7 separate regions of the Homo sapiens genome follow, and regions 1, 2, 3, 4, 6 and 7 are each linked to region 5. A link is a loop called in an ENCODE intact Hi-C map of the cell type or tissue named here. Cell type or tissue: PC-3. All regions are shown on one strand.

Region 1 (4,000 bases), 220 kb before region 5:
ACAAACCACTGCTCAACGAAATAAAGGAGGACACAAAGAAATGGAAGAACATTCCATGCTCATGGATAGGAAGAATCAATATCGTGAAAATGGCCATACTGCTCAAGGTGATTTATAGATTCAATGCCATCCCCATCAAGCTACCAATGACTTTCTTCACACAATTGGAAAAAACTACTTTAAAGTTCATATGGAACCAAAAAAGACCCTGCATTGCCAAGACAATCCTAAGCAAAAAGCCAACAAAGCTGAAGGCATCATGCTACCTAACTTCAAACTATACTACAAGGCTACAGTAAGCAAAACAGCATGGTACTGGTACCAAAACAGAGATATAGACCAATGGAACAGAACAGAGGCCTCAGAAATAACACCACACATCTACAATCATCTGATCTTTGACAAACCCGACAAAAACAAGAAATGGGGAAAGAATTCCCTATTTAATAAATGGTGCTGGGAAAACTGGCTAGCCATATGTAGAAACCTGAAACTGCATCCCTTCCTTACACCTTATGCTAAAGTCAATTCAAGATGGATTAAAGATTTAAATGTTAGACCTAAAACCATAAAAACCCTAGAAGAAAACCTAGGCATTACCATTCAGGACATAGGCATGGGCAAGGACTTCATGACTAAAACACCAAAAGCAATGGCAACAAAAGCCCAAATCGACAAACAGTATCTAATTAAACTAAAGAGCTTCTGCTCAGCAAAAGAAACTACCATCAGAGTGAACAGACAACCTACAGGATGGGAGAAAATTTTTGCAATCTGCCCATCTGATAAAGGGCTAATATCCAGAATCTGCAAAGAACTTAAACAAATTTAAAAGAAAAAAACAACCCCATCAAAAAGTGGGCAAAGGATATGAACAGACACTTCTGAAAAGAAGACATTTCTGCAGCCAAAAGACACATGAAAAAATACTCATCATTGTTGGTCATCAGAGAAATGCAAATCAAACCCACAATGAGATACCATCTCACACCAGTTAGAATGGTGATGATTAAAAAGTTAGGAAACAACAGGTACTGGAGAGGATGTGGAGAAATAGGAATGCTTTTACACTGTTGGTGGGAGTGTAAAGTAGTTCAACCATTGTGGAACACAATTTTCCTCAAGGATCTAGAACTAGAAATACCATTTGACCCAGCCATCCCATTACTGGGTATATACCCAAGGGTTTATAAATCATGCTACTATAAAGACACACGCACACGTATGTTTATTGCGGCACTATTCACAATAGCAAAGACTTGGAACCAACCCAAGTGCCCATCAATGATAGACTGGATTATGAAAATGTGGCACATATATACCACGGAATGCTCTGCAGCCATAAAAAAGGATGAGTTCATATCCTGTGCAGGGACATGGATGAAGCTGGAAACCATCATTCTCAGCAAACTATCATAAGGACAGATAACCAAACCGTGTTCTCACTCATATGTGGGAATTGAACAATGAGAACGCTTGGACACAGGGTGGGGAACATCACACACCGGGGTCTATTATAGGGCAGGGGGTTGGTGGAGAGATAGCATTAGGAGAAATACCTAATGTAAATGACGAGTTAATGGGTGCAGCAAACCAACATGGCACATGTATACCTATGTAACAAACCTGCATGTTGTGCATATGTACCCTAGAACTTAAAGTGTAATAATAATAAAATAAGAATTGTAAGACATTTATGGCAAAAAGTATGAAACTTTATTGATTTATATGAAAGACCACACGAAATGTATATATGTCTCAATAGTGAGACTAAATATCATAACGCTGTTTCTCTTAATTTCTTCCCAATTAATTTGTCAGTGTAGTTAATATCTCAGAAGAATCTTTTTAAAAGCAAACTGAGAAGCTGACCCTAAATTTCAGTGGGGAAAATGAACTATTTAATATATGATGCCAGAGAATATTTATTATTCATCTGGAAAAAAATAAAATTATATACCTACTTTGTACCATACATAAAAATCAATTACAGATGATTGTAAGACATGAATGTGTAAAGCAAAATATTTTAAACTTTCTGAAAAATAGAGTATTGCTATATTCTTGAGACATCACAGAATATCTTGAGATATAAAGAACCCAACCACTAAGGGAAAAGATCTGTCTATCTACCTAAATTTTAAACTCTGCATAAAAGATATCATAAACAAAATGACAAAATAAGCCACAGACAAAGGATATATCTATGTAAAGACAGCCTACTAATCAACAGGCTTAGAATTCAACCCAATAGAAAAATAGGCAGAGGATAGGAACATGCAATTTATGGAAGAGAAACTCTCATGGCCAGTAAATAAATGAAAATATGTTTAACTTCACTATTAAAAGCAAATGTAAACAATGGGCTACCATGACTCATCAGATTCAGAAAAATTTAAATATTTGACAGGATTAAACATTGGTAAAGATGTAGGAAATGGGAATTCCTTCACTCTGAGGAGGGAGTATAAATTGGTATAATCCCTTTTGAGAACACTTATATCAAGTTGTTCATGGACATACCTGATGATCCTAATTTCCATTTCTAGATATATGTCTTTGGGAAACTCTCACACATGCTTACAAGAAGACATAAGTATAAGATGATTATTCAAATATTGCTTATAACAGTTAATCATTGGAAATAAACAATAGAAGGGTAGATAAATTGTTTTCATACAATGGAATATTACACAATAATTAAAAGGAATGAATTAGCTCTTTGGGTATTAAAATGGATAACACTTAAAAATATTGAGACAAAAATCAAGTTACAAAAGGATTCTGTAATAGATTGGTTAAGAGCATGGATTTTACAGCCAGACTACCTGAGTTAAAACCCCAGCTTTCCACTAACTTGACTATGTGACTTGGGCAAATTATATAACCTTTCTGTGCTATGGTTTCTTCATCTATAAAAATGAGGATAATAGTAATACCTGAAAACCATACTATATAAAGGAAAAGGAGAGACCCAAATCAATATTTGGCATTGTGTCCCTAACACTATTCAAGGAAGGTAGTATTGTGACTGGTTGACATGAATATTGCCATCTTTTTTGTAGGTATTTTCCAATGTGTGGGAATAGGTGTATAGTCTTTTAGGACTTGATGATACACTCTAAAATATTCTATTTCTTCATTCTGATTCTATGTCATCATGAAACCTTATTTAGAGAGGGGATTCCTAAGCTAAGTGTTGCAGGTGCTCCTGGTTTCTTCTCACTGCTTATAGGAAAATACCAGGGGAAAAATAAATTGAGAAAAGGATAATTTGGGAAATTCCAAGCCTGTCCATATGACAAAGACATGAAAATTAAGATTCACTGTCAGAAAAGCATGCTTCCGAGAAAAAACTGAGTATATGACTCTATAACCTTCTGTTGACATGTTGGATCAAAAAGTTCAGAGTGGCTGGGTGTGGTGGTTCATGCCTGTAATCCTAGCACTTTGGGAGGCCAGGAAAGGACTGCTTAAGCCCAGGAGTTCCAGACGAGCCTGGGCAATATACTGAGACTCTGTCTCTGCAAAATATTTAAAAAATTATTGGCTGGGCATGGTGGCTTATGCCTATAATACCAGCACTTTGGGAGGCTGAGGCAAGTGGATCACGAGGTCAAGAGATCAAGACCATCCTGGCCAACATGATGAAACCCTGTCTCTACTAAAAATACAAAAATAAGCTGGGCGTGGTGCTGCATGCCTGTAGTCCCAGCTACTCCAGAGGCTGAGGCAGAATAGCTTGAACCCGGGACACGGAGGTTGCAGTGAGCCGAGATCGTGCCACCGCACTCCAGCCTGGCAACAGCGAAAGACTCCATCTAAAAAAAAAAAAATATCTGGGCATGCTGGCATGAGCCTATAGTCCCAGCTACTCAGGAAGCTGAGGTGGGAAGATTGCTTGAGCCTAGGAGTTCGAGGCTGCAGTGAGCTATTCATGCCACTGCACTCTAAACTGGGCAACAGAGTGAGACCTGTCTGAAAAAACAGTTTAGAGTAT
Region 2 (4,000 bases), 120 kb before region 5:
GGTTTAAGCAATTCTCATGCCTCAGCTTCCCAAGTAGCTGGGATTACAGGTGTGCACAAACACATCTGGATTATTATTATTATTATTTGTTATTTTTAGTAGAGACGGGGTTTTGCCATGTTGGCCAGGCTGGTCTCGAACTCTTGGCCTCAGGTGATCCACCTGTCTCGGCCTCCACTCAAAGTGCTGGGATTACAGACGTGAGCCACCAGGCCCGGGTACAAATGCAATTTTTCAATAGCCATCAGAAAGCATGAAAAAATGATACTCTTGTCAGGAGCATTCTAATCCTTATAGTTCTTAGAACAAAAACTGAAATGCTAGTTAAGTATACCAAGATAAAAAAGATTTTATATATTTTTACATTAAAGATCTAGTTAGGTTTATGTCTTTAGGGCTAATTTTAAAAAATTTATTTCTCGAAAAATTCTGGGCAAAGACTCCATTATCTGTATCACAAAACAAAACTTGGTTTCCTTTCCACTCTTTCTCAAAGCCTTTCCCCATGGGTTAGCTGGTAGATTTCTGGGGAGTCTGGTGGTGGCTGCATCTGACATTCCAGGCAAGATTCAAAGAGCCCAGTGCATCTGCTGGCCGTGCACCTTGTCATTTGTGACAGCACTATGAGCTAGCTAGAGAAGTTTCCAGAAGCTGCTAGAAATCTTCAGGATCAGCCTCTCATTACCTCCTAATCAGATGAACCCCAGATCTGTTTCTGGGAGGGGGAAAACCGCTTGAATGATATGAGCTCAAGAGCACTGACTCACCTACCAAGGAATCTGGAGGTAGATGTACAGAGTTTGTTGCTATTGTCTAATTTCCATCCTAGAACTTCTCTTTACTATTTTGCTGCTGCCCCGAAGTCCCAAGGAGTACAGTATTTATTTAATACCTTCTTTTTGGGAGCAACTATTGACCTCTCCATCTTGCATGTGGAGAAATCCAATCAAAGAGAGTAGTAGCCTTCTGTATGTAGCATGAGAGGGAAAGACCTCACGTGCCCTAACTCCCCAAACAGGAAGTGCTATTTTTGATGGAGTATCATATTCCTATTCCTCACCACATTTTTTTTCTGAGGATTTATATCTGTGGGCCCGATCTGGGCATGAATTTTGAGTTCAAATAACCAGTGGTTTTGCAAAGACTTTGGTTCTTTCCATGCTCCAAAAGAAAAGTAAAATAATCAACATTACAGCTCCTCCGATTCTCTTTTATGCAAGGAATTGGCCTAAAACCAAGTCAATGAGAAGTTAACTAGCACCTGGGCATCATTTCACAGTGTTTCTTAATTCTGTCTGGTGTTAAGAATCCCACCCTAGACCTACAGAATCACAACCCACAGCGGGAGTCAGTATGTTTAACAAGCACTTCAGGTGATTGTTGTTATTAGTCAAGTGTGAGAGACACTGGAGGAGAAATTACTATTAACTCCTCTTTTCAGTGAAGGATGCTGTGGCTCTGAGTGGTGGTTAAATTAACTGCCCCCCAATCACATGGCTAAGAAATGGCAAAGTCATGGCCTACAAATATTACCTTTCTCCTTCCGCACAGCATCTCTCCAGGCCCCACCACAGCTCCTGCCTTCTCCTTCAGAGCCTCTGGTACAGCCGTAGCAAATGCTGGTGGCAGGCACACATCCCTCTGTGGCCCACGGTCACCACCGCCTGTGGTTGCTGGGCTTTCTCCCCACCCTGCAGGTTCCACAGCCATGCCTGAGATGGCTACCACCGTGCTGTCTTTGCATGACTGCTGCCAGGAGTGGCAACTGTGGAGACCTCCTCCCTGTGTCCTTAGCATAGAATCTCCAGTCTACTGTTTTCCTCATTCAGATTGAAAATTAATGTCTGCCCCAGTGTAGTGTGTTCAGGCAATGTCCACAAAACTGCCTTTTTGCCTTAACTGACTTATCAGAAACAGGATTTTAAAATGTGGATTAAGATATTAATAGAATTTTGTAAGTGGCTAATTGAACAATGATTGCTTTTGGAGAACTTATTTAATGTTTTGGTTCTAACTATTTATGTGCTTTGTTTTTAGTTTATACTCTATGTACAAGTAATATCATTATTGACAATGGGAATAAATTCATACGTGATGACTCAGTCAGCCAGGAAGTTAGGTAAAGTATGTGTCTCATTCATGAATTAGCTGGGGAGAATAATACAAACAGGTTATTGTTGGGTGTCATGGGGACATTTCTCATGAAGCTCAAGGAATTGGTTTAGAAATTATTCATTTTTCATTTATTCATATATTTAGATGCTGTATTACTTGGGATATTGTTTCAGCCAGTTTAACAAAAGCGAAATGAACAGAGGCTTAAACAAGACAGAAGGTTTTTTTTTCCCTCCACCAAAAAGTCCAGAAGTGTGAGATGGTTCTACTCTACATAAAGTTGTTTAGAAATCCACGTTCCTTTCCTTTGATTGCTCTTCCATGCCCTAGGGTGCTGCTCTTGCCCACAGGGTAGAAGCCTGCTCACTACCACCATGTCTACAATCCAACCAACTAGAAAGGGGAAATGGTGGGGGAGGGGTGTGTGGCAATGGAGGGTAAGCAGCCTCCCTCTGTATGTATCATTATCACTCACATTCCATTGGCCAGAACTTAGTCACATGGACACACATGGGCAAGGGAAGCTGCGAAATATCATCTTTCCGGGCTGGCGATATGATCAGCCAAAACTTGGAGATTCTATTAGCAGAAGGAAGAAGAAGAGAATGGATGTTGGGAGATAACAGCAGGCTCTGCCACAGTTGGTTATTTCTAAAAGGAATCTCAGGCCATTTATAATAAAATGCATAAATATAATAAAATAACAAATAGACACATTCGGTAGAGAAATCCAGGATAAGATACTTGGTGGCAGTAGGTTCAAGGGGAGAGGAGAAAACTGGGGTGAGATTAGGCAAAGTCTTATCGTAGAGCCTTAGTATAGTTCAATATGCCATGGCCTGATCCTCAGCTTTGCTGCTACAGAGACCCGATTTTGTCTGGGTATTTAAAATTGATCAGACTACTAGAGATTTACATATCAGGCATAACTTGGAGATATTGCAGGTTCAATTCCAGACCACGTGACAAAGCAAATAATGCAATAAATATCACAATAAAGCAAGTCATACAAATTATATGGTTTCCCAGTACATATAAAAGTTGTGTTTACACTATACTGTAGTCAATTATAATCAAAAGCACAGTGTCTAAGAAAACTATTTACATACCTTAATGAAAAAATGCTTTCTTGCTAAAAAAATGCTAACAATCATCTGAGCCTTCAGCAATTCATAATCTTTTTGCTGGTGCAGGGTTGATAGCTGCTGACTGATCAGATCAGGGTGGTGGTTGCTGAAGATTGGGCAGCTGTGGCAATTTCTTTAAGACAACAGTGAAGTTTGGCACATCAACTGACTCTTCCTTTCATGAAAGATTTCTCTGTAGCATGCAGTGCTGTTTGATAGCATTTTACATAGAGTAGAGCTTCTTTCAAAATTGGAATAAATCCTCTCAAAACCTGTTGCCACTACTTTAGCAACTAAGTTTATAAAATATTCTAAATCCTTTGCTGTCCTTTCAACAATGTTCACAGCATCTTCACCAGGAGTAGATGCCATATCAAGAAAGCACTTCGTTTACTCATCTGTAAGAAGCAACTCCTCATCCATGCAAGTTTTATCCTGAGATTGCAGCAATTCAGTCACATCTTCAGGCTCTACTTCTAATTCTAGTTCCCTTGCTATTTCCACCACATCTGCAGTTACTTCCTCCACTGAAGTCTTGAACCCCTCAAAGTCATCTATGAAGGTTAAAATCAACTTCTTCCTGACTCCTATTAATGTTGATATTTTGACCTCCTGCTATGAATTATGAATGCTCTTAATGGCACCTAGAATGGTGAATTCTATCCATGAGGTTTTTTATTGATTTTCCCTACATCCATCAGAGGAATCACTATCTATGACAGCTATAGCCTTACAAAATGTGTTTATTAAATAATAAG
Region 3 (4,000 bases), 75 kb before region 5:
AATTAGGACCAATGGGTAGAAACTGTATGGACTCAGACTTGACTCAATAATAAGATGAATGTCCTTTAAATTTTTTTAAATTCACAAGCAACACATATTCATTATATAAATGAGAAAGTACAGATATAAAACATTAAAAAAATTGTATTTATTATTAAATAGAGAATCTCTATTTAATACTTAGTTTCTTTCTTTTTTTTTCCATTAAAGAACTAGCCAATTAAGATTTTTTTCCCTCTAAATCACAGAACTCAAAATGTATATGCATTTTAAAATCAAACCAAAACAGCTGATTTTTTTTTAGATTTTCTGGTTGTGAAATACTAGATACATTTGCTAATTTTTAAATGTTTTTGGTTCCCAGTTGTGCTGGTGCCCTCAGCAAATAAATGTATGATTCACCTGTCAGTGACTGAGATTCAGGGACTGGCTCATGTAGCTGTGCCCTGAATGGGGGTGGAGATGTTTAGACTGAGCTGACAGCCCTGTCAGGGCCCTGTGCAGGAGATGCCTACTGTTGGGCTGATCTCTAAATTCCTGGGTTAGTTTGCAAGCACGGCTGTAACAAAGTACCACAAACTGGGTGGCGTAAAAAAACCAGAAATGCATCGTTTCACAGTTCTGGAGGCTAGAAATTAGAAATCAAGGTGTTGGGAGGATTGGCTCCTACTGAGGGGCTGTGAGGGAGAATCTGGGCCAGGCCTCCCTCCTTGGCTTATAAATGGCTGCCTTTATATTCACGTGGCGTTCTCCCTGTGTGCAAGTCTGCGTCCAAGTTTCCCCTTTTTATAAGGACACTAGTTGTTCAAATTAGAGGCCCAACCTATTCCAGTATGACTTCATCTTAACTAATTGCATCTGCAATGACCCATTTCAATAAGGTCACATTCCAGGATACTGGGAGTTAGGACTTCAGCATAAGAATTGGGTGGGAGGTGGTGTGTGTGTGTGTGTGTGTGTGCACAATTCAACCCATAATAACTCCCTCCCAGTTCTAAAGTCTATGACTCTGAGCCTTGAAGTATAGCTCAGACTCTAGCTTGCTTTGTTTTGGCTTTGTGTTATTCCTATTCACCTGTCAAGTGGAACATAAGCTTACTTGTAAGTGAAACTCTGAATCTTTTAAGACTCTGAGTCTTGTGCAAATAGAAATCTCCTGAGTCATAGCCAACTACCCTGCTGTGGCTGAGAGCTCACAATTTAGGGCTGGGCAACAGTATCCAGGGCCCATTAACAGCATAAACATTTGGAATTTAGAAATTTGTCAGAGGCCATTCTGAATGCTAAATAAATCCTGTCTGTTGGTGCCAGGGGCTGTGTACCTTCTGACACCCTCAAATAATTCAGATAGATCAGTAAATCTGTTTTCTTCTTGATACCATCTGTCAGTTTGTATGACTTATTTTCTAAAATGCAATTTTATTATAGGACTTAAGGTTTCAGAACTGTGTGATGTTCAATCAAGCATATGTGGAAACTTTATCAAGCTATAGTGACATGATTATTGATAATATGACCATGAAATTTGTTATCATTGTGTATGGCAGTGTAATTGATACTAAGACAGAGGAACCATATTTTGCACCTTGCATTATACCTACAACCTGTGAGCAGGTAAGAAATATCATTTCTAAAGAGTCTCTTGCTCTTCACGGTGCTCCAAAAGTGACTTTAAAACTCAACTGATCACCTTAAAAAGAAATTTAACCTGGAATGACCCTGTAGTTCTTACTTGCCTTTTACAAACAGTAAAAATGTACCTAGGGCTTCTGTGTACTGTAATACAGGTGCCCTACACAAGGGTGTGCCCAAGGGACAGGGAGCTGAAATCTGCCTGCTGTTTGCTTGCCACGCCCTTTGCCCTGGCGTGGGGCTGTGCCAAAGGAAGGATGAGATGCTGTAAGTTTTCCCTAGTTTACGCCAAGGCAACGATGCCGTGTTCTAGCATAGCTCTGGAAGTATCTGCACTGGTTGACAAAAAAGGAGTAGAGTAGGGGCCACATCACTTTGTTGACACATTAGGGGCTATGGGCACTTGATAGTAGATCCTGGGCCCTGGGCCTCAGCATTCCATACCTCTGTAAAGACAAAGGAAGTGTGACCACCTAGGACATAAGAGGGCATGGGAAGGATAGAAGCAAAGTCCCTAATGGCCCAAGCTGCCTGCCACTGGGCAAAGGAATGGGGAGGACCCAGAGGCCATGGGAAGAGCTGACTGACATCTCTTTAAATCTGGCAGTAAGTTTCTACCTTATGGGAGAGACCTTTTCTCCCAGTTCAGGCTGTGAAAAGTCATTATGAAAATTTGTCCTGGAAAAGTTGGTAAACCTAAAAAATGAATTTTCTTCTTTCAAAACATTCTTATTTTGTACCTTTCATCAATTCAGATGATGAAGGTAATTTACATGTTTTTAATAGAAAATTAAAATCTTGTTTAGCTTTGAAACAAAGGATGGAGGCAAGAAGCAAGGAAGCAACAGGAGTAATACTGCAGCTTAGTTTCTTAAGAGACCAGGGTTTGGAGTCAGGCACACTTAGGCTTAAAACTTGATCCCTGTGCCTACTTGTACTTGAGCTTAGGTAAGTTGCTTAACCTTTCTGACCCTCAATTTCCTTCATGGTAAGATAGGGATAAGGTCAGCAGCCATCTTATCGGGTTATTGGGAGGATTAAATGAGATAATATGTGGTAATCTAAAAATGATAGTTATAATGATTACTTGTTTGATGCTGGCATTCTGGGAGGCAGATTTTATGGCACATGGGACAAATGGTCTAAGAAAGGAAGACAGTCTTGCCATCCTGGGAATGCTGAGCCTTGAGCCCTTGAGCATCAGTGTAGGAGTAAAAGTAGCTTACTGGATGCTGGGGATTCCCTGCTTTCCAAACTGGGAATTTCCAGCCTAGTTATGAGTAAGGTGTAGAAATTTCCTCTCTGGTGTCTAAATATGCAAGGACAATTTGTTGGTCTAAGACTTCTCAACATCAAAGAGGATTTGAAATTTAGAATATAGAGCCAAGATTGAAGACCCAGCTTTAGGCTTTGGCTTATTTTTTATACTCTTTGGAAAGATTAGGAAGCAGCCAGGTTAGAGATCAAAGAATGCTCTTTTGACTAATTTTGACTTTTCTCCTCTAGGTTCAGGGAACTTCTGATTTAAGCAAGCTGCTGATAATCCAAGCATCTGAGCTTACCCAAAGAAATAGTAACACCAATGTCATGGGTAAGGGGTAGACCTTTAGTGGTAGGAAAACTATTGAGAAGGAACTTCAATACATGTAAAATTCCTTTAACTCTAAGAAAGTGATTTGAGAGGGCACTATGTGGGTTTATCATTAGTCCCCATCCTTGGGCCCACCCTGGCTGCCACATTGCCCTGGGAGGTCACATATGAGAGACTTCCAGACCCTAAAATCCAGGTGGCTCCTTCCTCTGCCATGTCCCTCCCTCCATACACTAGTCAGGGGAGAGCAGCTTCTGCAATGCACTCTGTTGCTGCCCTGGTAGGCTGCAGCCACATGGTGCTGGCAGTGCAAGAATGGGGAGGGAACAGACTCTTTCACAGGAGCCCAGGTATGGGGAACTGGTTTGCTCCCAGCAACTGAAGGGAATAGGAAACCTTACCCATAGTCAGTGAGTATTCCATGGTCACAGCTACAAGTCAAATGACTTGCCTTGAGTATGCCTTGATAGTCACTGAGTAGCTATAGTTACATTTATTAGCATCCAACTGCATGCATCATGGTGCTAAGCATTATACAGAGAAGACTTGATAGGAAGAGCTTGCTCTAGAAAAAACACACACAAGATCTTCCATCTTGTGCTCAGCATCCCTGCCCTCCCAAGCCCAATGACAAAATTCTCCCAGCTGCCCCAGCTTGAGGACACACTCTAGCTTTGTAACTCTAACTTGCACCATCCCAGTGTTTACAATTCATGTGATCCATCAGTTTAGCTATTATGCAATTCTTAATGGATTGTTGCTTTGGGGGGAGGATTT
Region 4 (4,000 bases), 160 kb before region 5:
AGGAAGTTTAGTTTGGCTGGGTAGGAAATTCTTGGTTGAAGATTTTTTTCTTTAAGAATGTTGAACACAGGCTCCTGATCTCCACTGTCTTGTAGGGTTTGTGCTGAGAGGTCCACTGTTAGCCTGATGGCGTTTCCTTTGTAGATGAGGCATCCAAATAGGAAGAGAGGAAGTCAAACTATCCCTCTTTGCAGACAACATTATTCTATATCTAGAAAACCCCATAATCTCAGCCCCAAATCTCCTTCAGCTGATAAATAACTTCAGCAAAGTTGCAGGATAGGAAATCAATGTATGAAATCATTAGCATTGCAATACACCAAAAACAGCCAAGCTGAGAGCCAAATTAGGAATGCAATCTCATTCACGATTGACATAAAAGACTAAAATATCTAGAATACAGCTTACCAGGGAGGTGAAAGATCTCTACAATGAGAACTACAAAACACTGCTAAAAGTAATCAGAGAAGACACAAACAAATGGAAAAACATTCCATGCTCATGGATAGAAAGAATCAGTATCATTAAAATGGCTACCCAAAGCAATTTACCAATTCAGTGCTATTTCTATCAAACTGCCGAAGATGTTCTTCACAGAACTAGAAAAAAATTATTTTAAAATTCATGTGGAACCAAAAAAGACCCCAAATAGCTAAAGCAATCCTAAGCAAAAAGAACAAAGCTGGAGGCATCACATTATCCAACTTCAAACTGTACTACAGGACTACAGTAATCAAAACAGCATGGTACAAAAACAGACACATAGACCAATGGAACAGAATACAGAGCCCAAAAATAAGGCTGCACACCTAAAACCGTCTGATCTTCAACAAAGCTGATAAAAACAAACAATGGGTAAAGGACTCCCTAGTCAATGAATTGTGCTTGGATAGCTGGCTAGCTATATGCAGAAGGTTGAAATTGGACCCCTTTCTTACATCATATACAAAAATCAACTCAAGATGGATTAAAGATTTAAACATAAAACCTAAAACTATAAAAACCATGGAAGATAAGCTAGGAAATACCATTCTGGACATAGGAACAAGCAAATATTTCATAATGAAAGATGCCAAAGGCAACTGCAACAAAAGCAAAAATTAACAAATAGGATTTAATTAAACTTAAGGGCTTATGCACAGCAAAAGAAATTATCAACAGAGGAAACAGCCTATAGAATAGGATAAAATATTTGCAAACTATGCATGTGACAAAGGTCTAATATCTAGCATCTATAAGGAATTTAGACAAATTTACAAGAAAACAACTCCATTAAAAAGTGGGCAAAGGATAAAAACAGACACCCTTCAAAAGAAGACATACTTGCAGCCAACGAGCATATGAAAAAAAGCTCAACATCACTGATAATAGAGATATGCAAATCAAAACCACAATGAGATACTATCTCACACCAGTCAGAATGGCTGTTATTAAAAAGTCAAAAAATAATAGATACTGTCGAGGTTCCAGAGAAAAGGGAATACTTATACAATCTTGGTGGGAGTGTAAATTAGTTCAACCACTGTGGAAAGCAGTGTGGCAATTCCTCAAAGAGCTAAAAATAGAACTACCATTCAACCCAGCAATCCCATTACGGGATATATACCCAAAGGACTATAAATCATTCTGCCGTGAAGATACATGCACATGAATATTCATTGCAGCACTAGTCACAATAGCAAAGATATGGAATCAACTTAACGCCCATCAATGCCAGATTGTATAAAGAAAATGTACATATTTGCCATGGAATACTGTGCAGCCATAAAAAAGAATGAGATCATGTCTTTTGCGGGAACATGGATGGAGCTGGAGGCTATTATCCTTACCAAACTAAGGCAGTAACAGAAAACCAAATACTGCATGCTCTCACTTACAAGTGGAAGCTAAATGGTGAGAACTCATGGACACAAAGAGGGGAACAACAGACACTGGGGCCTACTTGAGGGTTCAGAAAAAATAACTATTGTATACTAGGCTTAGTACCTGGGTGATGAAAAAATCTGCACAACAAACCCCCATGACACAAGTTTACCTGTATAACAACCCTACACATGTACCCCAGAACCTAAAATAAAAGTATTTTTTTAAAAGAAAATATTAAATGAAAAATTCCAGAAAAATTCATGAGTTTTAAATTGTGTGCCTTTCTGAGTAGTGTGATAAAATCTTGTGCCATTTTACTCTGTCTTGCCCAGGAAGTGAATCATCCCTTTGGCCAGCATACCCACTGTGTATACATTATCTCCTGCCCGTTAGTCACTTAGTGGCCATCTCTGTTATCAGATAGAACATACAGTATCACAGTGCTTGTGTTCATATAACCCTTATTTTACTTTATAATAGCTCCAAAGTGCAAGAGTAGTGATGCTGTCATATGGTTACACTTGTTCTATTTTATTATTAGTTATTGTTGTTAATCTTTTACTGTGCCTAATTTATAAATTAAACATTATCATAGATATATATGTATTTTAAAAAACCATAGTATATATAGGGTTGGGTACTATCCGTGGTTTTAGGCATCCACTGGGGTCTTGGAGCATATCCCTTGCAGATAAAGGAGGACTATTTTAGTTTCACTGTGATGTTTCTGGGTGTTAGTATCTTTTTATTTATACATATTAAGACTTCTTATGGTTACTAAATCTGAGAATTAATATAGTTCATCAGTTCTAGCCACAATTTCGGCTATTATCTTTTAAATATTTTCTATACTCTGTTATTTCTTTTTTTTTTTTTTTTGAGATGGAGTCTCACTCTGTTGCCCAGGCTGGAGTGCCATGGCACAATCTCAGCTCACTGTGACCTCCGCTTCCTGGGTTCAAGCAATTCTCCTGCCTCAGCCTCCTGAGCAGCTAGGATTACAGGCATCCGCCACCACACCTGGCTAATTTTTGCATTTTTAGTAGAGACGGGGTTTCACCATGTTGGCCAGGCTGGTCTGGAACTCCTAACCTCAGAAGATCTGCTCGCCTGGGCCCCCCAGAGTGCTGGGATTGTAGGAGTGAGCCACGGTGCCAGGCCTTGTTATTTCATTCTTAAATTCCCATTAGTTGTAGATTTTCCATCATATTCTCCATGATTTTAAATTCTCTGTCTTTTATCTTTCAGTGCTGTATTGTATGTAATTTCCTCAAATTTAGCTTCCCATTTACTACTTTAACAATATGTAACCTACTGCTAGGCTTAATTGAATCATAAACATTTTTAACCTTTATTCTTTTCCAATATATGCATTTAATGTTATAAGTTTCCCTTTAAACACTGCTTTGATTGCATCCCTCTACTTTTGATGCCTTATTTTCTTTGTGATTCAGCAAAAATATTTAAAAATTCGGACAAAATGGGAAATTCCTAAAAATATGTAATTTGCCAAAACTTACACTAGAAATTCTTTTTATTTATTTATATATCTATTTTTTTTTGAGACAGAGTCTAGCTCTGTCACCCAGGATAGAGTACAGTGGCATGATTACCCCTTACTCCAGCCTCGACCTCCTGGGCTCAAGTGATCCTCCCATCTCAGCTTCTGGAATAGCTGGGGCTACAGGCACATGCCACCATGCCTGGCTAATTTTTTCTTATTTTTAGTAAAGGCAAGGTCTCGCTCTCTTGTCCAGGCTGCTTTCTAGGCTTCTGGCCTCAAGCGATCCTCCTGCCTCAATCTTCCAAAGTGTTGGGATTACAGGCATGAGCCACCGTGGCTGGCCTACTCTAGAATTTAAAAAGACCCAAATAGTCCCATAATCATTAAAAATTGAATTGGCAAATAAAAATGTTCCAAAAAAAATGAGACCCAAACTATTTTAAATGTAAGTTATGTGAACCAGTATGAAAGATAACTCCAATCTTATGTCTTACAGACAAGAGTAAAAGAGGAAATCCTCCCGCACTTATTTTATTTTTAGAGACAGGGTCTTTCTCTGTTGGCCAGGTTGGAGTGCAGTGGTAATATCATGGTTCATTGCAACCTCAAACTCCTGTGCTTAAGCAATCC
Region 5 (4,000 bases):
AGGTACTGGGGAGATAGGACTTCAATGTATGAATTTTGAGGGGACAAAATTCAACCCGTAACAACTTGGAAGTCTTTGTGGTGGATCGAAAGTTGAGTCAGTCAGTTTCTTTTATTTTTTTTTGAGACGAAGTCTCACTTTGTTGCCCAGGCTGGGGTGCAGAGGCATGATCATAGCTCACTGCAGCCTTGATCTCCCCAGGCTCAGGTGATCCTCCCACCTCTGCCTCCCTAGTAGCTGGGTCTACAGGTGCATGCCACCATAGCCAAGTATTTTTTTTTTTTTGTATTTTTTGTAGAGATAGGGTTTCGCCATGTTGCCCAGGCTGGTTTGGAACTCCTGGACTCAAGAGTTCCACCAACCCTGGCATCCCAAAGTGCTGGGATTACAGGTGTGAACCATCTCGCCTGGCCAAGAGTCAATTTCTTAAGAGATGTTTGTTTACTTATTTATTCCTTGTTCGGGGGTAGAATTATTGTACCTAGCTGCCACCCTTAAGACTATACTGCAAGTCTGTATATGAGTAAATTTCAGATTAAGAGCACACTGTGTTTGGGGCACTTGAGACAACACTCCTTATTGTGACTACTTTAGATGGCCTAAAAGGGCAGCGTAATACGAGGAGTCTTGGGGACTGCCACAATACATTTATATTTCTGTGCCTTCAAAGGGTTAGTGAATTAGTACTCCTGAGACTTGACATCTTGTTTGCTTATTTTTATTTTCCCAGTGTCTAGTATAGGCAAAAAGTTCCTGGCAAATGGGTCAATAAACATTGAGTTAATCTTACCAATCAATGCTAAGATGTATATGTATATGTTACGTATATGTGTATATGTACATACATACATATTTTCACATTTTACCGTCTTTGAAATAAAAACTGTCTTACAATACATGGAGCATAACAATTGTCACTTTTCTTCTCTTAATAGCAAATACAGTAATGCCTTATAAGCATTGGTTTCTTAGATTTGATGAAATGGGATATTTGCACAAAATTTACCTAAGAAATTGCTGTCGTTTTTACATGAACAAGGTAGATTATAGGTAAAACACCTAAAACTGGTTTTTAATGCTCCTTCATTTTTTTTTTTTCAGGAGAGTTCTGTATTCCTCAAAGATCCCTCAAGAATTTTGTCAGTGTTGCCATAACCTCTTGTTTATTAGTCTGCTTGGGTTGCCATAAAAGAATGTACACAGACTGGGTGGCTTAAACAACAGACATTATTTTCTTACAGTTCTAGAGTCTAGAAGTCCAAGATCAGGGTGCCAGCAGGGTTGGTTTCTAGTAAGGCAACCTTCTCACTGTGTGCTCACATAGACAAGGCCTTTCATCTGTGTGCGTTTGTGGAGAGAGATCTTTGGTGTCTCGTTCTCTTTCTATAAGGTCACCAGTCCTACTGGATTAGGGCCCTACCCTTATGAACTCATTTATCTTTAATTATTTCCATAAAGGCTCTGTTTCTAAATACAAATACATTGGGGATTAGGACTTCAACATATGAATTTGAAGGGTGGAGGTACACAATTCATTTCATAACACTCTGGTTTGGATGGCAATTGTCTAACAAAGATCTAGTTGTTTTGGACTCGGGTGGCTGTGAGCTGGTCTCTGGGTTTGGACTGGATTCCTCACTGGGGAGCAACCCCTCGCCCTTTATCACCTGTTTATAGCATATTACTAGGAAGTGATGTGTCTTGCTTCACATTATTACGTGCCAAATGCTAATTGTGGAGGACCTCTTCTGCTTCTACCCTCTTAGGTCTTAGCCATTAGGTATTAGTTGTCAATCCTTAAGGCCTCCTTCACCCAGTTCTTTTAGGTCCTCTCAGGGCATTGCTACACTCTGCTGATTTCACTTTGCTACTATTATCAAGTGTGTATTCTAGCCAAGGGGGCTACATACTGAGCTTCAGCACCAGCCTGTGTTCATGATACATCATTGGTCACAAGTGAGGCTGGAGGAGAACTCATCTGCTGAGGAAGTAAGCACATGACCTGTCACCAAGGAGTCACCATTTGGCCAAGATCGAAATCCAACACTAAACTTCATTACACATCACCATCAGGTTGCAGTCCTGAACATGCATTGTATTCCATGCCTTGCGAGACCCTGAAATGTTGTCAGTGAAGGACAGCAGGCAAGGTAGTGCATGTGAAAACAATTGTTGACCATGAAATATTTTATTCAGAAATGAGTAAAAAAGAATCTTTGTAGCAGCCAGCCTTTCCCCTGGGGGAGAAAGCTCAGCAGTTGGTTTGGTCAGTTGGTTCACTGAAGGCAGATGAATTGGCACTTTGCAGTTGAGAGCCAATGCAGGCTCACGGAGGTGGCTTCTTTCTGCAGGCTGATTTTGGGCCCCCAGCAGGGCCCAAGGCCCAACAATCAGCGCATGGCTCTTAATTCTGTGCAACTAACAAATCCCGTCCCAGTGTGCTGAGAGCGCCCTCTAGTGCCCAGAAACTTCCTCAAGAATGGAGTGTAAAGACCTTTAAGGACCTTCATCAGGAAGGAACCACCATACTTTTGAATTTCAAGCCTAACCTGAAGATTATTATTTAAGGAAACCGACAAATTTTCTCAAAGAAATTATTGTATTGGAAAATATTTAGAATGCAAACACATTCTCCAAAGAAAACCAAAGACAACTACAGTGATTCATTTACTTTAGGTCTACAACAACAAAATATTAATTTAACAATACAAATAACATGCCCTTTAGCTCTTTGAAGGATGGCAATGAGGAAAACTGGAAAATAATGATCTAGCAATTACTGGCTGAACCACATTCTAAGAAATGTTAAGATAACAGGTGAACATTCAAAATTCAAATTTACCACTTTGGAGGCTGCTTATTTGCATGACAAATGGATTCTTTGTTTTACAGAAAGGCTTTCTCACAGGCCTGGGTTTTATTACCAATTAGCCTTAACCCCAGCAGAGCTTTAATTAGAATGCAAAGGGTTTGTGGGATCTGTGGGCACTGGAGGAAGAGTGTCTTATGTTGAGATTTTTATAGGATTAAGTACACAGCCTCTGAGTTACATCTGCTATATATAGCACAAATTATATAAACGTTGGTATTGCCTGTCACCTAATACAATTATTTGTGCAGACAGAGTATGACATTAATTCCTGCAGTGAACAACTCTATAGACCCTTCACCCTAATGTGTCCATTTAAATGGAGCCCTATTTGCTATGCACACACTTTTTCAAAGAATCTGTTAGAGAATGTGAATACCAAGTTATAAGCAACAAAAAAGAAAGCAACAAAATATAATGAAATCCCCATTACATCCCTTTGCCCTATAATACTTTCCCTTGACTTTGCTATAAGCATTCCTCTGGCATTCCCACTCCTGACCCACAAGATTATTAAATGTTTATTGTCTCAACTAACTATGCCAACAGGTTCGTAATATCGATACAGAGAAAGTGGAAGACTCTGTGAAAGTTATTTACATTAAACATGCAAGTGTAAAAAAGGATTGTTGAGCAACAGGAGTGAGCTAAGAAGGCAGTTGTGAATTCTGTGCATTCAAGATGAAACAATGTTATTTGTGTGTGTTAGCTGCCTGGCTGAGTAAATAAAGAAGATTCAAATTTGGCGCAGCTGTTCTTTCTCAGTGCTGCCTGGATATTAGATTCCCTGCAACCGTCTGTGTGCTTAGACCCCGCGTTCCATTGCGTAGGCTGCTGGCAGGCCTTTTTTTAGCGGAATGCAGCTGGGAGCAGGAAGGGTGGAGCCTGCTGGGGTTTGACTCAGCAGCTGTGGGCGAGGCCCTACACACTCTGTCTTGAGGACTGTGATAAAGGTTAAAAATAAAGGATAGCACTTGAGTGGGCTTCATAAGGAGTAGCAATCTAATTATAGGGCTTATTTTTACAAAGCAGCAGCTGACAGCGTCAGCCCAGCACGTCCTAAAAGTTCTTAGTAAGGCAGGAAGCTGCTACATTTGCTATGACCAATGTCACTTTAAGGGGTCTTGGCAA
Region 6 (4,000 bases), 180 kb after region 5:
GAAGGAATAGGCATTCAAGAAGATGACTTTAGTCCCTTTGCTTATCCACCCAAATCTTCAATTTGACCCAATTTCATCTTTAGAATCCATTTATATTTAAACCACAATGGAACTTGTGTTTGAAGAGCTATGAATTCAAGAGTAAGGAATATGTTCAAACATTTCAGTGCCCTTTAGAGGTTAAGTAAGAGGTTAAAGATAGAGCAGGAGGCATGGCCTGGCCACTTCAAGGGTCTTCCCCAATAGATAGGGGAGGTTTCTGGTTTTTGGTTGTTGCAAGTCATGTTTCTAAGATAGAGTAGTAGGATAATGCAGTAAGAGATGGGTAGAAGCCTCATGCTGTCTTCATTCTATCCAAGTTTAACTCTTGCCCCTAAGGCCAGAATCTACATCAGGCTGTGAAAGTTTCTCAGTTTGACTGTCTCTCTTCTACCATTGTTATGGACCGAATTGTGTCCCCTTCCCCCAAATTCATGTGTTGAAGCCCTAGCCCCCAATGTGATGGCTCTTTGGGTATTTTGAGATGGGACTTTTAGGGGTAATTAGGCTTAGGTGAAGTCATGAAGGTGAGGCCTTCATGAGAAATCAGTGCTCTTATAAGAGACACCAGAGCTGTCTCTCTGCCATGTGAGATCACAGCGAGAAGGTGGCCATCTGCAGGCCAGGAAGAGGGCCCTGGAACCAAATCAGCTGACATCTTGATCTGAAACTTCATAGCCCCCAGAACTGTGAGAATAAATTTCTGTTGTTTAAATCACCCAGGCCATGGTATTTTGCTTTAGCAGCCCAAGCAGAGTAAGATAATATTTAATGTTAATTATGCTCAGAATCTGGTGACTATGTTATTAATATTCTATTTTACCATGTTTTTGTTTGTGAACTCCCTCCAGTCTTCATTGATATGTTTATGGACAATTGGGGCAAAATCAGGCATTGCTGTCTTCCTACTATTTAAACCAAGAAGTTCAGCCTTGGTGCGTTTGGCTTAACTTCCTTTATCTTTTCAAGAAATTTTCAAGGAATTGTAAGAACTACCCTCTCTTTTCCACTTCCACCTTTCTCTCTTTCTTTGAATAACACCCAAATAAAAATGATGATGTTATTACAATGGTATCTTGTTAGGACACTAACTGAATCCTGACCTACACCAATCCTCCCCTCATTTAGAGATTCTCTGAGGTCTTGGAGGTGGGGGCACAGATAAAAACAGACAGATTGTGACGATGAAGTAAGACAAAGCAAAGCAAAGAGATGGTTATTTCTTAGTTATAAGGTTAGCTCCTAAGCCTAATGCAGAACTCTAAAAAGTTTCAGTGGATCTTGTGAAGAACTCCCTTTTGCTGTGCTAGTATGTGTCTAACTAGTCAACAGTGTAAACTGTCTATTTTTGTTTCACAAACAAAAACCCACATGCAGATCATACCCTCTTTTCCACTCTGTTTGCTAAGAATAAGGGAACCCAAAAGAGGCCACACCCACATTATAACGATTGTTAACTTGGCAATGTGGTAACATTTAATACCAAATAGCCAATACAATCCTAAACTTAAACCTAAATAATACTTCTCCATAGGGACTGGAAAGAAAGGAGATGGGGAGAAGGAGCCTTGAGCTCCCCCTAGAGGTCAGCAATTACAGTCCCATAAATTAGGTTTGATATTATAAACTGACTTTTGCTTTCTTATATAATTAAATTTTCCTTCACCAATCGTCCTGCCAAAGTCTGTTCAGAACTTTAGGGAGCATTAAAGTAATTAGATAAAAAGGAAGCATAAGTAAAGCACACAGCCTAAAAAAGGCACAAAGACACATGCTGTAATTGTACACACATTCTTTTTGACCCTTGTTACAAGCAGCCTGGTAGGGGCATGAGCGTTGAGGTTTTTGCCTATCTCAATTAGCCACTTCAGTTAGAAATGACCACACAGGTTACTTGAAAAAGAGAAAGACTAGTTTTACCCCCTTTCCCCAGCAACTTCTCAGACCACTAATTCAGAATCTCTAAGGGTGGGACTCAGTGTTTTTAAAAAAACTTCTAAGGTGTCTTTAATGTGCAGCCAAGTTTGAGAACCAGTGCACTGTGGGCAAAGATTTGTTCTTCAAACCTAGCTTCTTCCTTCTGAGCCCCATGTCTTTTCTCTTTTTATAATTTATGATTCCATTTTCTATGATTCCATTTTGTTGCAGGCAGTTCCTCTTTGATCTCTTTTATATTTTAATTTTGTCAATCTTATTTTCTTCACCACTTTCAGTCTCTGTTCAAAAGATGCTTCTAATTTGCAATTATTAACAATAAGCCTAAGATAGTCTAGGTTTACCCCCATCACCCTTGATCTGGTGATTCCTACTCTTCCAGGAGCCTGGACCTTGTTTATGAGAAATAGGTATTAAAAAATTATAGAAGGTCATTTTTTAGACTGAACTTTTACTAAGTCCCAACAGGTGAGAACAAGCCAAAATGGAGTCACTTTGCTAAACGCCACATAGTGAAACTGAAACTTTAAGGGAGCAGACAGAACCCAAAACAGACCATTTTATCCTGAAAACAGGAGATTCCAGTCTACTGGAGTCAGTTGAATAAGGAAGTCCCTTCTGCTTTAACTCTTAGAAAAAAAAAGTGAACTGAAGCAGCCTGATATTAATAATCAGCCATTTTTTTCCCTACTATTTTGTTTCCTTGTTCCCACCTTACAAAACCCACTGTATGCCATTGCCTAGTGGGAACTCATATTCTATTTTATAGAATGGAGGCTGACCTGATTAATGAATTGTGAATAAAAACAAGTTAGATTTATAACTAAATTTGTTGTAACTTAGTCTTTGACAAAGGTAAAGATCTCTATCAGGCACAAAGGCCTCAACTAAAGAGTTTGAGTCTTAAGACTTTTCCTGAATTCATCACACTTTGACTGATGGCTACCTTTGCATTGTATTAATTTGTTCAAATTGCTCCCCTTAGAACTCGATTTTTAAATAGAACATCAAAGAGTTTAAGATCTTATACACAAATTCATCCAACCATAACCCTAAATTCAATAGTAGACCTAATGCCTCCATCTCTCCACTTCTGTAACTGTCCTGGAATGTCTTTCAGAAAGCTGGGAAGATAGACTGCTGGCTGCATATTGACTTCTTATCTACTGCATACACGTCCTACAACTAATATTTAGACATGACTAAAGAGAGACAGGGTAACTTTGAAATTTCTAATAGAAAAAAACTCATCTCACTTTAATTTATATGCTTGGTTCAATTTTAGCAGGAAAACCCCACAACGTCAGAGGAGCTTATCCAGCTACCTTCACAGCATTATGTAGTATTCTCTGTCCACAATCCCCATACCAGAGTAGGGCAGAAACTAGACGTTCATATGTCTTGGCTTTATCCCTCTAACCCATAGCTCAGTTCTCTCTTTGTTACCAGGCAAGAATCAAATGAGAAAACAGTTGCCAGGTCCTGATGTTTTTGCCTCAATTTGTCTGTGTTATTAAGGTTGAATTGCAAGGCCTATGTCTTCTTCATTACTCCCCTTCTCCAACTCCCAACTTTACTTTTTTGAATACTCACACTCTTACCAAGTATCTAGGAGAACCCTTTGCCAGCACGGCATGGGGCAGAGTCACTGGTCTACTATGGATCCTGTTCCTCTAGCTTCTGCCGGCTTTCTTCTTTGCCATATGCCTTTTGTATTCTATTCTAAGTTCGTTCACTTATGTTTGAGGATTCTTACTTTTGACCTCCCTCCCAGATAAATGGGGATACTAGAGCTGAGCTCTTGTGGTTGGAATGGTTATGACTAATATACAAGTATAGGGCTTGAAGAAAAAAAAGCCTGATAGCTGAAAACTGCAGAAGAGTTGCCTATGAGAGAAGGTCTAAAATATCAAGTCCAGATAAACAGGGGAAAAGCAAGACATTGACCAAAATTGAAGGGTCAGCCAAAAATTCTGGTAAGACAGAGTGAATGGATTTAAGAGAAAAAACCTGAAAATATTCCTAA
Region 7 (4,000 bases), 260 kb before region 5:
GACCGGCCAAGAAATTCATATTTTTAACGTTAAAATATAAGAACAGAACCACAAAGCCAGGGCTGTCACTATCATGTTGTATTGTCTTGCCTGGGTTGGATTAGGGTGAACGTGGTTTCACACAGATGAACAAGGAGAAGAGTGATGCTGCCTGGTGAAATAATCACTGATTCCCCAGAAAACCTGAGAGAAAGAGCTCAGGTGGGTAATGCCCTGTTTAACCCTCATGTTCCAGGCCCTGACTCATTTGCCACTTCTTAACTTTCACTAGAAGCACATGTTAAACACTCAGATATAGTGGTAATGATTTTTTATTCATGTTTTAGTAAAAGCATTGCTTCTCACTGTTTATGTTTTTGAAATGAAGCAGCATCAGTTCTCAGAAACACAGCCTTCTGATTGTCAGCATCATCTTCCCTGTGTCAAAGTGTGAAAGGAAAATATCTTGGGCCCCCAAAATCACTAAGCTAAAGGGAAAAGTCAAGCTGGGAACTGCTTAGGGCAAATCTGCCTCCCATTCTATTCAAAGTCACCCCTCTGCTCACTGAGATAAATGCATATCTCATTGCCTCCTTTGGAGAGATTAATCAGAAACTCAAAAGAATGCAACAATTTGTCTCTTACCTACCTATGACCTGGAAGCTCCCTCCCCACTTTGAGTTGTCCCACCTTTCCAGACGGAACCAATGTTCATCTTACATATGTTGATTAATGTCTCATGTCTCCCTAAAATGTATAAAACCAAACTGTGCTCTGACCACTGTTAGATATGAATTCTAAATTTATTTTCAAAGAATTAATATGTCAGTATGTTCAATTCTTTGCCTTCTACTTTTAAACTTCCTTTTAAACTTTCTACTTTTAAACTTCACTTCCTTGTAAAGCAACTTTTTTCGACTACCTACTCCACCCTAACTCATTCTGATCATCTGCTCCACCCTAACTCATTCCAATCAGCTGCTCCACACTAACTCATTCTGATTACCTGCTACCTGCTCGACCCTGACTTCTGCCAAAGCACTCACCCCATCATTCTCTTTAAATTAGCCAATCAGTATTAGTTTAGCCCATGCAGTCTAATCCTCGCCAATAGGGGAATAACACAGCAGCAGGGGCCATGTGCGTCAAGGATAAGAACTCCTTCCCCTCCCTTGTCCAAGTGTGCGCTCACCATTGCTCCATCTGTAAGGGTGCACACTTCATTTTTGTTTTGTTTTGTTTTTTGAGACGGAGTCTCTCTCTGTCGCCCAGGCTGGAGTGCAGTGGCGTGATCTCAGCTCACTGCAAGCTCTGTCTTCCGGGTTCTTGCCATTCTCCTGCCTCAGCCTCCCAAGTAGCTGGGACTACAAGGCACCCACCACCAAGCCTGGCTAATTTTTTTGTATTTTTAGTAGAGACGGGGTTTCACCGTGTTAGCCAGGATGGTCTCGATCTCCTGACCTCGTGATCCACCCATCTTGGCCTCCCAAAGTGCTGGGATTACAGGCGTGAGCCACCAGGGCACATCTTTCTACAGAAGTACCTGGCCTTGCTGAGAGTTAAAAATAAAATTTTATATTTGAGTGCTATTTCTTTTGCAGCACTGAAACTTTATATGTAACAATTTGGGGGCTCGCCTGTGATTACATTTCCCTCTGGGGACGGTCTCTGGTTCACTCTCGTGAGGAGGTGTGCCCCGCCCCCTTCTGGCGGCCTCAGGGGTGAGAAATCAAGACCCACCCAGTGCGAGGAATAACCTGAGCTCTCAGCAACACAGAAAAAACCAAACCAAAACAAAAAACTGGCCAGCAACCTAGCTTAAAGGATCCTCACATACTGCAGCAATGACTCTGGGCATGGACCAAGGAAGGAGAAGCCGTGGGAGCCAGTAAAGTATTTCCCTGGTGGTCAGGACCAAGGTAAGAAAGCCGTGGGGGGTGGGGCAGTGAAGTACTCCTTGGTTGGGGTGGCTTAGAGGTTAAAAAGAGGTGAGACATCCCCACTGGGGGGGATTGAACCTCACACAAACCTCCATAGTAGAAAAGGTGAGAAATTTCCCATGGAGGAAATTGAGCCTCACCCCAAAAGGCAAGAAATTTCCAGTGGGGAAATTGAGCCCCACCCCAAAAGGCAAAAATCCCAGTGGGGAAATTGAGGCTTACCCCAAAAGGTGAGAAATTTCCAGTAGGGGAAATTGAACCTTGAACCTTACCCCAAAACCATCAAGATGGGAAATACCCCAAGCAAGACAGGGAGTAAGGGGGATAAAGATGGTAACGAAGATATTCCACTGTATAGCCCCCTAGGTCTCATGCGAAAACACTGGAAAGATAATGAGAGGACTAAACATAGGAAAAAGCAACAAATGTTAAAATATTGCTGTTTTATTTGGACTCAGGGACCCATCCTCAATACCTCAATCTTCTGGCCAAAGTTTGGGTAGAATGAGTATGTAATGTGTCAGTTTCTAATCTGATATGTTAATGATAAAAGTCCAGTATCTCAAGAAGAACTAGGCTATGCCCTTTGTTGGAGGCAAGGACCTGCCCTCCTTTTTCCCTTAAAAACAAATAGGGAAGAACCAAATCTGGCACCTCAAAATGAAAAGTCAGAGGAGCCAGCTCTCATGCCTAAAGATTCCAGCACGTGGGATCCCCTAGAGTATCTTCCCCCACTCAGTGTCCCCGATCTTTCCCCTCAAACAGCCACTGCTGCCTCAGATCCCATTCCAAATTCCCCCTCTACTCACATTATCCCTCCTCCTTATAACCCTGACTCTTGGGAATTACTGTGCCACCAGCCTGTTCCCTCCCAACCTAAAGACCCCTCTCTAAAAGGACTCCAGCATGAGGTAGAACAATGTAAAAAAGATATTTAGAATTTCCCAGTTCCTTCTGTACCTAAGAGGTCAGCCCCGACCCTCTTCCCTTTGAAAGAGGTACCACAAGGGAGGTCGGGGGGGGGGGGGGCGGGGGGCAGGCATTGGCTTTGTAAGTCTGAAATTTTAAAAAGGAGCTTAAACTGCCACTAGATGACCCTTATGGAGTGGCAGACCAAATTGACCAATTCTTAGGACCTCAGTTATACACTTGGGTCGAGTTACTGTCCATCTTGGGCATCCTCTTTTCAGAGGAAGAAAGGAGTATGATTTGTAGGGCTGCTATGGTAGTTCAGGAATGTGAGCACCCTCCTGATGAAAACATTCCTACCACAGGCCAGAAATTCTCCACCCGAGACCCCCAGTGGGACAATAACAACGCAGATCACCGGGAAAATATGCAGAATGTAAGGGAGATAATAATAAAAGGAATTTGGGAATAAGTACCCTGAACTCGAAATCTTTCTAAAGCACTTGATATACAACAGGAAAAGGACGAAGGGCCTATGAGATTCCTAGACAGACTGAGGGAGCAAATGAGGCAATGTGCAGGCCTCAATTTGGATGATCCCCTTGGGCAAGGAATGTTGAAACTCCAATTTGTCACTAAAAGTTGGCCAGATATTTCAAAAAAGTTACAAAAATAGACAATTGGGAAGACCGTCCTCTAAGTGAGCTTCTCAGGGAAGCTCAGAAAGTATACATGAAAAGGGATGAAGAAAAAGAGAAAAAAAAAGACAAAACTTATGTTTTCCACCTTCCAACAGATGGCTCCAAACCCAGGTACGTCTAGACAGAGCTTCCAGGGAGCCAGAAACTATAAAGGGTCCGAACCCTCTTTTAAATGACCCCAGCCTCTATCTGGAGGACCAAGGTCCTCATCTACCAGGCCCCCTAAAGAGTATGGGGGAGCAGGGTTAAAGAATCCCAGAACTAAGAGGGAGGAAGGACAAGATAGGTGCTATAGATGTGGAAAAACAGGCCACTTCAAGAGAGGATGTCCTGAACTAAGAAAGGAGAAAGAAGCCCTTCCACTCATGACTTTAGAGGAAGAGTAGGGGGGTCAGGGGCTCTGTCTTTTTTATATTGAGTCCCAGCAGGAGCCCTTGATAAATTTGGAGGTGGGCCCTAAACATGAGCTTA

The links. A loop is a pair of places that touch in the nucleus more often than their neighbours do. Peaks named below come from ENCODE experiments on the same cell type or tissue, not always from the same donor. Only the 100,000 strongest peaks of a DNase experiment are listed, where the experiment ranks them.
Region 1: a loop joins it to region 5, with 2.6 times the contacts of the local background. A loop is called at or near these places in 2 of 110 quality-filtered maps.
Region 2: it touches region 5 in a loop (6-fold over the local background); 5 of 110 quality-filtered maps call a loop at or near these places.
Region 3: a loop joins it to region 5, with 12 times the contacts of the local background. A loop is called at or near these places in 12 of 110 quality-filtered maps.
Region 4: it touches region 5 in a loop (8-fold over the local background); 4 of 110 quality-filtered maps call a loop at or near these places.
Region 6: it touches region 5 in a loop (6-fold over the local background); 7 of 110 quality-filtered maps call a loop at or near these places.
Region 7: a loop joins it to region 5, with 8 times the contacts of the local background. A loop is called at or near these places in 5 of 110 quality-filtered maps.

The regions. Positions count from the first base shown.
Region 1 is chr1:173,647,786-173,651,785 of GRCh38, reverse strand. All of the region lies in intron 2 of ANKRD45 (ankyrin repeat domain 45), which reads left to right. The region is part of intron 1 of LOC105371619 (a long non-coding RNA gene); the gene reads right to left. Among named protein-coding and RNA genes, the nearest start is that of TEX50, 14 kb to the right of the region's middle. In PC-3, no CTCF peak of the experiment used is centred here; a DNase peak (open chromatin) is centred at 2,385; H3K27ac peaks cover 771 bases.
Region 2 is chr1:173,552,852-173,556,851 of GRCh38, reverse strand. SLC9C2 (solute carrier family 9 member C2 (putative)) reads left to right here. Exons shown (of 28, transcript NM_178527.4): 11 at 2,038-2,119. Among named protein-coding and RNA genes, the nearest start is that of SLC9C2, 48 kb to the left of the region's middle. In PC-3, no CTCF peak of the experiment used is centred here; DNase peaks (open chromatin) are centred at 771, 2,121 and 2,451; H3K4me3 peaks cover 309 bases; H3K27ac peaks cover 1,383 bases.
Region 3 is chr1:173,504,470-173,508,469 of GRCh38, reverse strand. It overlaps SLC9C2 (solute carrier family 9 member C2 (putative)), which reads left to right. Exons shown (of 28, transcript NM_178527.4): 25 at 1,429-1,614; 26 at 3,139-3,223. Among named protein-coding and RNA genes, the nearest start is that of PRDX6, 29 kb to the right of the region's middle. RefSeq lists an enhancer at 2,461-3,660. In PC-3, CTCF peaks have their summits at 1,590 and 1,805; DNase peaks (open chromatin) are centred at 439, 1,159 and 1,839; H3K4me3 peaks cover 1,529 bases; H3K27ac peaks cover 2,248 bases.
Region 4 is chr1:173,588,988-173,592,987 of GRCh38, reverse strand. All of the region lies in intron 4 of SLC9C2 (solute carrier family 9 member C2 (putative)), which reads left to right. Among named protein-coding and RNA genes, the nearest start is that of SLC9C2, 12 kb to the left of the region's middle. In PC-3, no CTCF peak of the experiment used is centred here; a DNase peak (open chromatin) is centred at 2,227; H3K27ac peaks cover 510 bases.
Region 5 is chr1:173,429,826-173,433,825 of GRCh38, reverse strand. All of the region lies in intron 1 of PRDX6-AS1 (PRDX6 antisense RNA 1), which reads left to right. All of the region lies in intron 2 of LOC100506023 (a long non-coding RNA gene), which reads left to right. It also overlaps a transcript of TNFSF4 not described here. Among named protein-coding and RNA genes, the nearest start is that of PRDX6-AS1, 30 kb to the left of the region's middle. RefSeq lists an enhancer at 2,262-2,556. In PC-3, CTCF peaks have their summits at 2,460 (motif pointing left) and 3,933; DNase peaks (open chromatin) are centred at 1,985, 2,455 and 3,725; H3K4me3 peaks cover 1,353 bases; H3K27ac peaks cover 1,884 bases.
Region 6 is chr1:173,253,015-173,257,014 of GRCh38, reverse strand. All of the region lies in intron 2 of LOC100506023 (a long non-coding RNA gene), which reads left to right. It also overlaps a transcript of TNFSF4 not described here. Among named protein-coding and RNA genes, the nearest start is that of TNFSF4, 48 kb to the right of the region's middle. In PC-3, CTCF peaks have their summits at 490, 694 (motif pointing left) and 1,627 (motif pointing left); a DNase peak (open chromatin) is centred at 1,604.
Region 7 is chr1:173,689,011-173,693,010 of GRCh38, reverse strand. It overlaps a transcript of ANKRD45 not described here. Among named protein-coding and RNA genes, the nearest start is that of ANKRD45, 21 kb to the right of the region's middle. In PC-3, CTCF peaks have their summits at 1,677 (motif pointing left) and 3,616 (motif pointing right); a DNase peak (open chromatin) is centred at 1,680.